4 separate regions of the Homo sapiens genome follow, and regions 1, 2 and 3 are each linked to region 4. The links are chromatin contacts, found by Hi-C or POLR2A ChIA-PET in ENCODE. All regions are on one chromosome and are shown on one strand. The core of a region is the stretch at or near the end of the contact, and the rest is flanking DNA. Distances in the headings are between cores, read along the strand shown.

Region 1 (2,700 bases), core at 80-2,579, 320 kb before region 4:
TCGTTTGGCTGAAGCAGAGCCAGCAGCTTTTTGTTCCAACTTCTGCTTCTTCTGGGAGGCACCCCGGGACCGAGATCCAAGCTCCATCATTTCTAGAGAGAAGAACAGAAGCTCCAGGAGCACCCATAGAAGTTGCACCAGGGTTTCTTGGGCACAAAACACACCAAAAAGAAGACAGAGTCTCCAGCTTTCTTGGGAATCACTCAGCACCCATTAACCACTGTCCATCAGCTGATCCCAGGTCTCAGTTTGTTCATCTGTTCAAAAGTTAAACCGGAATTTCCTGAGGGCTGAGCTCGAGACTAGGTTACTCTCCAGTAACCTAGAGACCAATGACCAAGAACAAGATTCCAGCTATCAAGGAACTGACCATCTGTTTGTGTATAAGGGGGAATGACAGGTGTAAAACAGAAAGCAATCTATCCTTGCAAATGCAGACAGAGAGATGCAGGCTCCATAAATGATCAAAACAGGGTAACATAGTGGAAGGAAAGGGCTCCTCCTAGAAAAGTAGGAGACAGCAATTGAGGTGGGGACCTGAAGGAAAAAAAGGACCCAGCCCTGGGAAATTGAGGGAAAGAGCATTCCAGGCAGAGGAAACAGCAAATGCAAGGTCTTTGGGGGAAGAAGCAGGCTTGGAGCATCGTAAGAACAAACATAAATGCAATGTGATCTGGATCCCTTTGTGTGCTATAGAAATGGTATTTTCTGTCTATATCATAGCATGAAACGTTTTGAGGAGGCTGATACAATCTTATAGATCATGGAATTTGGATTTTCCTCCAAATGGCAGGAAAATGAATTGGAGGATTGGGAGAGAGAATTGATCTCTGGTCTCATAATTTGAGCCCTCTGAGTATTTTGCAACAGAGACTGTGGTGGCTTGGATAAGGGGGAGACAGAGGTACTACACATGTTGTTCCCATCCTCCTCCCTCCCAGGGAAAAATGCTCACATCATCTATCCCTTTTCCCCTAGCTCCCTTACATCAACCCACAAATCCTCGAAGCCCGGCCAACACACAGATGTGCAAACACTTCCGTGCACACATGCACCTTTTCCAACACACACATGCACAGGTATAGACACGTATCTACACAGTTGGCTGTAGCCTAGGGGTATTTTAGGGGATCCTCACCTGCTATCACCAGGTGCTCTTGGTTTTCCCCTTGGCGTCCATGATTCAGTTCTTCTGCCAGGGACATTTCCATCTCCGCCTTGGTGTTGGGAGGGCCTCCTGCCATCACAACCAGCTGTTCTCTTGTAAGCTATGGCTAAGGATGCACAGGGTGCCAGGAACAGAGGAGTCACACTCAGAAAATCACCTCTTCCGGAAACAGGAGCTCAAGGAAGATATAGTCAGATCTGGGGGTGGAGTGAGACTCCCTCTCTAGGCTGAGGCCTTGGACACAGTACTTTCTGTTTCTATTGTATCTTGCTGGCTAGGTCAGTGGCCTTCTCCTCTGCTACTCTGTAAGCAACTTAGGAGAAGAGATACAATTCCGTGCCTTTGCCTGTGAGAACTGCTCTGGCTCATGAATCTCCATATTTAGCCCATGGGGAGAAGGGTGGGGTCCACCCTCCATCATTTCTATGAAGAAACAGGGATTGGCACAGGGTCCGAGAGCCAACAGTGGCCACAACAGAGTTAGGTGCTAGCAATCCAGGCCATACCACACCTTCAGAAGGGATTCTCTGGAGAGCGTATCCTACCTCCCCCATCCAGAGTCCCCAGACACGGGAGGTAGCCTTTTCCTGAAGTAGGTCAGCCTAGGCAGGAGCCATAACAAAGGGAGAGAAGGGCAAGAGAGGTGGGACCTGACTGCAGCCACTAGAACCCCCAGGGGCCTCAGGCCCTGCACCTTCTAAGTCCCAGTTCTCCCTCAGCTTCCCTACTGATTAGACCACTGTGATGGTCAGGTTTATGTGTCACCTGGCCAGGTTCTAGTCCCCAGTGACTCCATCAAACCCTAGTCTAGGTGTTGCTGTGGAGGCATTTTGTAGCTGTGGTTGGCATCTACAACCAGTGGACTTGAAATAAAGTAGAGACCCATCCTCGATGATGTGAGTGGGCCTCACACAATCAGCTGAGAGGCCTGAAGAGCAAAGACTGAGGTTTCCCAAAGTAGAGGTAATTCTACCCCAGGACTGCAATGTCAACTCTTCCTTGAGTTGCCAGCCTGCAGGGCTGCCTTGCACATTTCAGACTTGTCAGCCCCACAATCGCATAAGCCAATTTCTTAAAATAAATTTCTATATACTTGTGCATATGCAGATATATACATACATACATGCATACATACATACATACATACATACATACATACATACATATATACATCCTATCAGTTCTGTTTCTCTGGAAAACCCTGATTGCTACAACTACCTGTGGTGAACCCTTCATTCTAGGAAACAACCCCAGAGCCCCTGGGGGAATAGGAGGCTATTTGTAAAAGGAATCAGGACAGGTTTATATAAGGTTCCTTTTACAAATAGCCTCTTCTTCCCCCAGAGCCCCTGGGCCAGGTGGGAGGAAGAGGAGGAAGGAAGGAGGAAAAGAAGAAGGAAGGGAGGAAGGAAGGAAGGAAGGAAGGAAGGAAGGAAGGAAGGAAGGAAGGAAGGGAGAGAAAGTGGAAACGAAGGGGCCAGGAGTAGCTGAGATAGGGCGGCATGGTCTGAGGCTGCCTGCCCCCTGCCCCC
Region 2 (2,700 bases), core at 70-2,569, 500 kb after region 4:
CATTCATAGAGTAATTAATGCCCTGAGCCTGGGAAGATCCACTCCTCATATGCTGTTTTGTTTCTGCAGCCCTAAGATTCAGGGCAATGGATGTAAGCCACACGGGAGATTTCGGCTCCATCTCAGGGAGACCCCACACCCCACTGTTCCTTAGGGGTTGGTGGGAGCCACTGAGGGGGGTGCCTATGGCAGCGAGGGCTGGGTTGGGGGCACAGGAAAGCTGCCGAATGGATATTGAGGGGAGGTGGTAGTAGCCGCCCTCTAAGGAGGATGTGGCCCTGGGCAGCCGGTGCCGCATAATGGCAGGGACAGGCTCACGCTACCACTCCGGAGAGCAGTAGCGCTTCCTCTTTGTCTTCGAGAGCCGGTTGCAGCTGGGGCTCTTCTAGGGAGCGTTCCCATCAACTGCTGCAGCGGGCATTTTGCTGGTCGGCACAGTATCGTATCGGAATCTGATTTCTTCGGGTCTGGGAGACGGACTCCGTTTGCGGGGGTTCATGGGAAAGGACTGCAGCGCGTTTGTCGGTCATTAAGCACGTTTTTGAGATCGACTCTGCAGATATGAACTTGCACTTTCAGCGCATTCATCAAAGCCTCGGGAGAGCTGACCCAGTCCCTACCCCCAGTCTCCCGAGCCCGCGGCGCTTCGGCTCCGGGACGCCCCCATCCTCCCCTGTCGCCCACCCGGGCGCCCCCGGCCTCGTTTTCTCGAGACGTGTCACTGCTTGTTGACCGCAGCCAGTCACGAAAACGGTCCTTTTCTTCAGTCTCCGGCCAGGGTTTCACTCCTGCAGGGAACAGCGGGTGGGGACAGAGTGCGGGGCTCCGTGCTGGACGGTGTCTGGAGGGGCCCCAAGGGAACAACCCTTCACCGGGAGAACACCAAGGCCAGAAGGGGAAGAGCCCTTCTCAAGGTCACCCGGGAGGAAATCGGCGCCCACCGGCGCTGCCGCCTCCCGCTCCCCGGCACTGGTGACTCACTGCTCCAGGTCCGCGGGGCCACCTCCGAGACTTCGGTCTCGAGGACCGAGGTGGGACAGGGTCTGCGGACCGCGCGCTGCCGCTGGACCCAGCCCAACCCAACCCAGGCCTCCCCACCCACCGGGTGCCCGCAGGCCACGCCCCTCGCCCGGAGCCCCGCCTCCAGAACGCGGCCCCGCCCCCGATACTGCAGCCTCGCCCCGCCCCCCGGCCTAACCCCAGCCCAGGCGCCCTCAGGCGCCGGCTCTCTAGCGCGCCCGACCTCCATCTTCCCGGGGCCGCGCCGCGCGCGCGCGCGGGCTTTGGGCGGGACCCTGCAGAGGCGGCGGGGCTCCTCCTCCCGCTCCTCCTCGGCCTCCCCTTCGGGCGCTCTCGCGCTAACTGTGCTCCTCCGGGGCCCTCCGCCTGCTCCCAGCCATGGTGGCCTGGCGCTCGGCGTTCCTTGTCTGCCTCGCTTTCTCCTTGGCCACCCTGGTCCAGCGAGGTAAGGCGGGCGGGGGGCGCGCGGGGACCGCGCGGGGACCCCGCCTTGTGGGCCCAGGGGTCGCTCTGCGCATGAGCGGCACGGTCCCCGCCTCTCGGGCCTGCGGTGGCTGCCACCGGCCGGCCCGGCTGTGCGAGGCGGAGCGGCGGGGGTCCGAGCCCCGGGCCCGTGGGGGTTGACTCCGCCGCGGTCGGAGTAGCCGGAGAGGAGGGGTGGGTCCCCTCCTGACGCTGGGCTGGAAACAGCGGGATGGGCCCCCTAAAATCCTGAACGAGCAGGTGTACCACTGGTGACAACAGCTGTCCCCAAGAGTTTACCTTTGAGAAAACCTTGAAGAGAGCAGTCATTTTCGAAATTTGCTGCGAGGCCACCGACAGCAGAAGCACCTGGGGAACTTCCTAGGTGGATTCCTAGCCCCTTTCATCGGGATCACAGCGGGCATGGGCTGTGGGGGGGGGGGGGGGGGGTCAGCGAGGCGTAGGTCTAACCAGCTCTCTAGGTGCTTCTGCCGTCCGCTTCAGTTTTTGAGACTTTGGTCATGTTTTGCCAAGGAGCAGGAGAGAGAAATCCCGCTGAATCAAGGAAGCACGTTTCTTAGACCCTCTGCTACTCAAAATGTGGTCCAGGGCCCAGCCGCATAGGCATCACCTGGGAGCTTGTAAGAACTGCAGCATCTCACGCCCCGCCCCCGACCTACTGAGTCTGATTCTGCATTTCAACTAGATCCGCGGGTGATTCTCTGGCACATTCAAGTTTGAGAAGCATCTTAGTAGAATAAATGCAGTCTGTGGTTAAAAATAGGGTCTTAAACATGTACCAACAGAATCTTCTTACACTTATTTATATCCTATGTCCCCATCAGAAAAAGGGATTAAGGGAAACACTGTAATTGAACGTGAATTATGCTCCAAGCTTCCTGACAATAGAAGCGAACCCAGCTGGTGGAAAATATGTGAGCTCAGGAAACACACACACACACACACACACACACACACTTTGTCCTAGTACTGAGTTCTAGTAAGATTTATGTCACATAAAGGAACACTGGAAAACAGTGGATGGTACTAGCCAAGCCACTTTTGCAAAAGATGCAGAAATGTTTTTCATGTGGGCAACCCACCTGGAGTTGATTCACGAAGAGCCATTTAACATTCTGCAGAGGTGCCAGGCTCTGTTCTAGGAACTGATGATGCGGTAGTGAACAAAATTGAGACTGTCTTCATGGAGCTTACATC
Region 3 (2,766 bases), core at 131-2,630, 410 kb after region 4:
GGGCGGGACCGGGAGCGGGGGAGTCCCGGCCGGCAGCAGGCAGCCCGCCTCGGCCCCCGTGCCGGGTCACCGGGACACCCGTAATTCACCTTCCATTTTGTCAAAAGCCTCCTGATGAAAGAAAGTGCCCCTGAAATCCGCCGCTGTCATCCCCGGGGGACGCGCGGGGCCGGGGGCGGCGGCGGTGGCGGTGCGCGGGGGGTGTGCGGCCGGGCCGGCGGCAGCCGCGGCACTGGTGGCGGCGTCCGCCGCGCCTCGGAGTCCCACTCGCTAAAATGGCTGATCCGCGCGCGGCCGGCGCGGGCGGCGGCGACAGCGGCGAACAAAGCGGCCCGGGCCCCGCCGCCGCCGCCCGCCCGTCGGCCCCCACCCCGCCCCGCCCCGCCCCGCCCGGGCCGCCCGGGGGCTCGGGGGCCCGGGCCGGACCTCCCCGCCCCCCGGCGCGGGGCGCACTCCTCGGGATAACAAAGGCGCCCGTGCAGCCATGACGCTCGGCCGCTCCAGGGCCCGCAGCGGCGCCCCCGGCCCTCCGAGCCGCCCGCCCCGGGCCGCGGGCGCCGGGGCCGAGGCCGGAGCCCGCCGGGCGCCCCGCCGACCGCTCCGCCCGCCTCCCCTGCCCTCGCCGGAGGCCAGCGCCGCGCCAGCCATGTTAGCGGCGGCGGCGGCGCCGGGCGGGCGGGAGGCGAGAGGGGGGCGGCCGGCCCGCGCCCCCCCGGGCCACCGGGCGCTCCGCGACGGCCATGTTAACGCAGAGCCAGCGGCGTAGCCTGCGGGCCCGCGCGGCGCCGGGCCAAGCCCGGGAGCGAAGTTTGCCCGTGCGGCGGCCCCCGGCGGGCACCAGCCGCGCAGCCCCCGGCGGGCACCGGCCGCCCGTTCCCCAGCGGAGTCCGTCGCGGGCCGGGGAACTCCCGGCCCCCTTCCCGCTGCCGCCGCCCAGCGCCCACAGCCCGCAGCCGCCCCTCTGCTCGCCCAGCCGCCGCAGCCGCAGCTGCCCAAACATCTGGCCTCGGGGGCCCTGGGTTCCCGGCTGCGGCCCCTGGGGCCGCCACGGGCGGGCGTCCGCCGAGGGGGCCGACCCCCGAAAGCGGGGAGCTCGGGGAACGCGTTGGAAAAGTTGAAACACCTGAATTGCTTCTTCCTTCCCGGCCGCCTAGCAGGAGGGAAGGCGGAGGGGGCGGGAAGGGAATGGGGAGTAGAGGCAGGGGGAGGCGGCGGCAGGGCGCGCTCACGGCGGCGCGGGCCGGAAAGTTGTGCGGGCGCTGCGGCGGCGGCGGCGGCGGCGGCGGCGGCGGCGGCGGCGGCGGCGGCGGCGGCGGGAGCGGGCGGTGCGAGACGTACCTGTATTGTTCGCTAGTCTGGGCAGCGCAGGGCACGACGCGCGGCTCAGCGCTCCCCAGCCTCGCGCTAGCTGCCTCCACGAGAGCCGCCTGATTGGCCAGCGGGCTCTGCCGTTTAAAACAGCCTCCTCGCCTGGCCATTGGCTGCGGGCCTCATGCATATTAAGCAGGCGTGGACGCCCATTGGGCGCGGCTGCTGGGATCATTCATTCAAACAGAACGACCCGCCGGCGCCGGCTACGGAGGCCAAACAGGGAAAGACCTAGTCTCGCCTGCCCGCCCCGCCCACCTCGCCAGCCCCCTCGGGGAACAGAACTGGGATCGCCAAGGGCTTTGAAGAGGTGGCCCTGCGATTCCCGGAGGCCTCGGCCTCTGGCGTGGGAAGATGAAGTCCAGCCCCGCTGCGCTGCCCTCTGCTCCCACCGCACCGCGGCCTTGGCGCCCCTGGCCTGCAGTCAGCTCCCCTGCCCGGGGAAACACCCCTGGGCCCACCACGAAGGGCCGATGGTAGACCACCTCTACCCGGTTCGGCCGCGGCGCCGCGACAGAAACGCGGCGGCAGCTCGCTCCTCGATGCCTGGCGGAGGGCAGCTGCTTGCTCGCCAAGACCTCGGGATTTAGTCCTCGGATCTCGCTGCCTATCCGAAAGCCACCTGATTCCGCTTCTGCGGATCGTGCTCAACTAGGCTCTTTCCACTAAATGCCAGAAGGTCTTTATTTGCGCCCGAAATTGCGGAACCGACGGGCTAAAAGAGGAAAACAAAATTTGGCAAGAGCAGAGAATTTGTGAGAAATTGTAGTTTTGTGGGCAAAGAATAACACTTTTCTTCTTACCCTCTTCACTGTCTCGGTTCAAGGCCCTCATTCCCTCTGCTCTCCTGACACACCCTAGAGCAAAGAATTAAAGCTTCGGGAATGAATGAGTGAATGAATGAATGAATGGGATTTGACTTGATCTCCACTTTGCCATTGGCTGGTGGTATGGCCTTGAGCTAGTCACTTCTTTGGGGATTCAGGCAATGTTTTTCAAAGTATAGGAGCCGCAGTGTCACTTCTGTAAGGGATGTTCTGAAATTCGTGGGGCCGGTGCCTGGATGACTGGCAGGTGTTGCTGGAATTCAATAAGAGGAAGGAACGGCCGGGGATACTAAATATCCTACATTGCATAGGACAGTCCCACGCAAGGAAGAAATACTCCACTTCAAATGCAAGTATCAGCCCTATTTGGAAAGAAAGTATCTGAGGGCCCTTGCCTGGAAAGAATGAAAGGGTGAGAAAAAGAGCAGTTTAAAGATTGACAGTTGGAGAAAATAATGCAAAGGAAGAGATGTCATGAGTTTGGTTTTTCTTTTCTTTGAAAGGCCAAGAGATCCAGCTATTTATGAGTCCTATATTCAGAAATAAGCCCCACCAGAACATGAATTTTCCA
Region 4 (2,721 bases), core at 47-2,546:
TGACTGGAGCTGGAAGCCATTATTCTAAGCAAATTAAGACAGGAAAAGAAAACCAAATACTGCACGTTCTCATAAGTGGGAACTAAACAACAAGAACAGATGGACACTAGGAGAGGAACAACAGACAGTGCGGTCTACTTGAGGGTGGAGGCTGGGAGGAGGGAGAGAATCAGAAAAAACGCCTATCGGGTACTATGCTTATTACCTGGGTGACAAAATTACCTGTACGCCAAGCCCCCGTGACATGCAGTTTACCTATATAACAAACCTGCGCATGTACTCATGAACCTAAAATAAAAGTTAAAAAAAAAAAAAAAAAACTCACAATGACCCTGTCGGAAAGAGAAGGCATCACAGAGCTCCAAAGATCGTGGGCTTTGGAGTCAGTGAGCTTGGTCAAACGTTAGCTTCAATTACATACTAACTTTGTCGCCTAATTCTGTAATCACTCACCCTCAGTTTCAAGTCACTTACCCTCAACTGCATCCTCTTCAAAATTGGGAAATCAAGCAGTTAGAGAAATTAAGAATTCTGACAATGTATGTAAAGCACGTGCACTGAGCCTGGCATACAGTAGGTCTTAACGAATGATAGCTAACTCCCTCACCACTCCCTTGCCTACTGGGGTGGGCCAGAACCACCTGCTCTCTCATACATTCCTTCAACTCAGTCACCAGCCTCTATCTTACTGATTCCCCAAGTGAAGCAATCTCACACCAGGGGACTATTCCCTTCTACTCCTTCATTCATACAGCAAACATTTATTAAGCCCCGACTATGCAGGCCCCCTAGGGAACACGGAGATGAAGGAGACTGCATTCCTGTCCTCAGAAGGCTGACCCTGCGGTAATGAAAGAGACTGCAATATAGACACAGCGAGAGAAAGTGCTAGGATAGGAGCATGAGCTGAAGGCCCACTGACCTATTCCCCATGACCCCGGATCCCTTGTTCCCGAGCGAAAGTTCGGGGCCGGGAGTTTAGACGTCTCAGGCTCCAACCTGCTTTCCCCGCCCCCTTCCCTGAGGCCAGGTCCCCGGGGTCCAGACCTCACGCCCACCCATTCAGCTAGGGCCTTCCCTCAAGCCCTGCTCCAGGCTGGGGCCAGTCCGCCTCGCGGTCCAGGCCCCGCTCAGGGCTACCTGAACTCAGGAGGCTGCAGTGCGTTCAGCGCCGCCTTATCCGGGCGCTCCATGGTGTAGCCGTGCCGGCACAGGCGCTCGGCGGCGGAGCTGGGCTCGGCGGCCGCGCTCAGTAAGCTCCGCGAGGGAACGGCCGAGGCGGTTCGCACCGGAAGTAGCGGTTCGCGCCGGAAGTGCCCGTTCGCGCCGGAAGTGCCCGTTCGCGCCGGGCGGCGGGCCACAGTACGCAGGCGCGGCGCGGCGCGGCGCGCCGCAGCGACGCAGGGCTGTTGCCGGCGCGGGGGCGGGCGCTCACATGACTTACCGGCGGTGGCTCCGCGGCGTGCGCCCTGCCAGGAGGGGCCTGTGCTCGAGGAGCAGGCCTGGCGAGTAGCCCAGCCACTCCACGTTGAGCCGGGACTTGCCGCGCAACATGGTCCTCCTGGGCGGGCGGCGGCTACGCCGCCCCCTGAACTCGCGTGAACACTGGTCCTCGTCTGCGTCTCGGTCGCTGAGCTGGGGGCCGCAAGGAGACCCGAGCATATGAGCCGCGAAGAGGGACTACCAGCCAGAGGGCTGTGGTGCTAGGCAACTGAGCGTATTCCGCCGACGACAACACAAAAAAGCAGTGCGCATTATTTCGCCACTACTTGAGCAAATAAATGCCTCATTAATTACTGCCCGCAGTGGTAGGAAGTCAAGCCCTTGGCAGCTGGGAGGAGTTAAAACACTCACCCGAGTCCGTAAAACTAGAGAATGTCAGAGTTCAAAGAGCTCTTGCTGAGAATGACTGTTCCAGACTCGATGCCAGTGACCCCCAACTTCCACTTAAAAGTTAAAAACATATTTTGCAGCTGCTCAGAAAGCCGCCAATGAGACAACAGGGACTCAAATAGTAAGAACAGATGGGCCTCCCGGGCCTGCGCAACCCGAGAGAGGTAAAAACGAAAGGGTGGGTAAGTCTGGAGTCAGGCTTGACAAAATTAAGTTGCCACTGGCTGCTAATAAGAGGACAGCCCTTAACATGGTCAGCGCCTGGAAAGGGCCGCTGACCACACAGCTATTTTCTGCACCACATGGATACAAAGACCACATCTGAAATCATGACTAAACCAGCAGCTTAGAGTGGTGGAAAGGGCAATGGACTGGGCAGCAGGAAGTCCAGGTTTTAGTTCAAACTGAATAATCCCCCTCTAGGGCTGACTGTGCTGGCTCACGCCTGTAATCTCAACACTTTGGGAAGCTGAGGCAGGAGGATTGCGTGAGGCCAGTAGTTCCAGAGCAGCTTGGGCAGCATAGCAAGACTCCGTCTCTAAAAAACAAACTGTAAAATATTTAATAAAAATAATAGTAATCTCTATCTGGGCCTCATCTAGACCTTTAGGTGAGTAAGAACCACCTAATGTAAGAACTTGGGGTACAAAGAGAATCTAGCTCTGGGGTAGGCAAACTGAGCCAGCCGACCTAATACATGGAGCCTACCACCTGTTTTTCTACAGCCCTGAGGTAAGAATGGTTTTTCCTTTTTAAATTGTTGAAAACGTCAAAAGAATAACATGACACGTGAAATTTATATGAAATTCAAATTTCAGCGTCTATTGA

The links. A loop is a pair of places that touch in the nucleus more often than their neighbours do. ChIA-PET counts read pairs that join two places held with the same protein, here RNA polymerase II (POLR2A). Pooled maps may share reads with other maps.
Region 1: a loop to region 4 is called in a pooled map of heart left ventricle, with 2.3 times the contacts of the local background. The contact joins the promoter of FATE1 here to the promoter of VMA21 in region 4. A Hi-C loop is called at or near these places in 4 of 50 pooled maps.
Region 2: a map of B cell shows a loop between it and region 4 (33-fold over the local background). The contact joins the promoter of CD99L2 here to the promoter of VMA21 in region 4. A Hi-C loop is called at or near these places in 11 of 168 maps with a recorded cell type or tissue (B cell, CD4-positive, alpha-beta T cell, CD4-positive, alpha-beta memory T cell and 7 more), 18 of 37 single-sample maps with no recorded cell type and 24 of 50 pooled maps. POLR2A ChIA-PET finds 5 or more read pairs at or near these places in 4 of 52 experiments (AG04450, CD4-positive, alpha-beta memory T cell, HEK293 and 1 more).
Region 3: a map of PC-9 shows a loop between it and region 4 (33-fold over the local background). The contact joins the promoter of HMGB3 here to the promoter of VMA21 in region 4. A Hi-C loop is called at or near these places in 8 of 168 maps with a recorded cell type or tissue (B cell, CD4-positive, alpha-beta T cell, CD8-positive, alpha-beta T cell and 5 more), 20 of 37 single-sample maps with no recorded cell type and 24 of 50 pooled maps. POLR2A ChIA-PET finds 5 or more read pairs at or near these places in 2 of 52 experiments (OCI-LY7 and WTC11).

Annotation. Positions count from the first base shown.
Region 1 is chrX:151,714,664-151,717,363 of GRCh38, reverse strand. It overlaps FATE1 (fetal and adult testis expressed 1), which reads right to left and starts at 1,329. Exons shown (of 5, transcript NM_033085.3): 1 at 1,139-1,329; 2 at 1-92. The coding sequence starts at 1,244.
Region 2 is chrX:150,897,287-150,899,986 of GRCh38, reverse strand. CD99L2 (CD99 molecule like 2) reads left to right here and starts at 1,319. Exons shown (of 11, transcript NM_031462.4): 1 at 1,319-1,465. The coding sequence starts at 1,399. RefSeq lists a silencer at 1,035-1,644.
Region 3 is chrX:150,981,949-150,984,714 of GRCh38, reverse strand. HMGB3 (high mobility group box 3) reads right to left here and starts at 1,380. Exons shown (of 5, transcript NM_005342.4): 1 at 1,339-1,380. RefSeq lists a silencer at 1,350-1,549 and an enhancer at 1,671-2,366.
Region 4 is chrX:151,395,781-151,398,501 of GRCh38, reverse strand. VMA21 (vacuolar ATPase assembly factor VMA21) reads right to left here and starts at 1,296. Exons shown (of 3, transcript NM_001017980.4): 1 at 1,141-1,296. The coding sequence starts at 1,193. RefSeq lists enhancers at 746-805, 866-1,015 and a silencer at 1,296-1,455.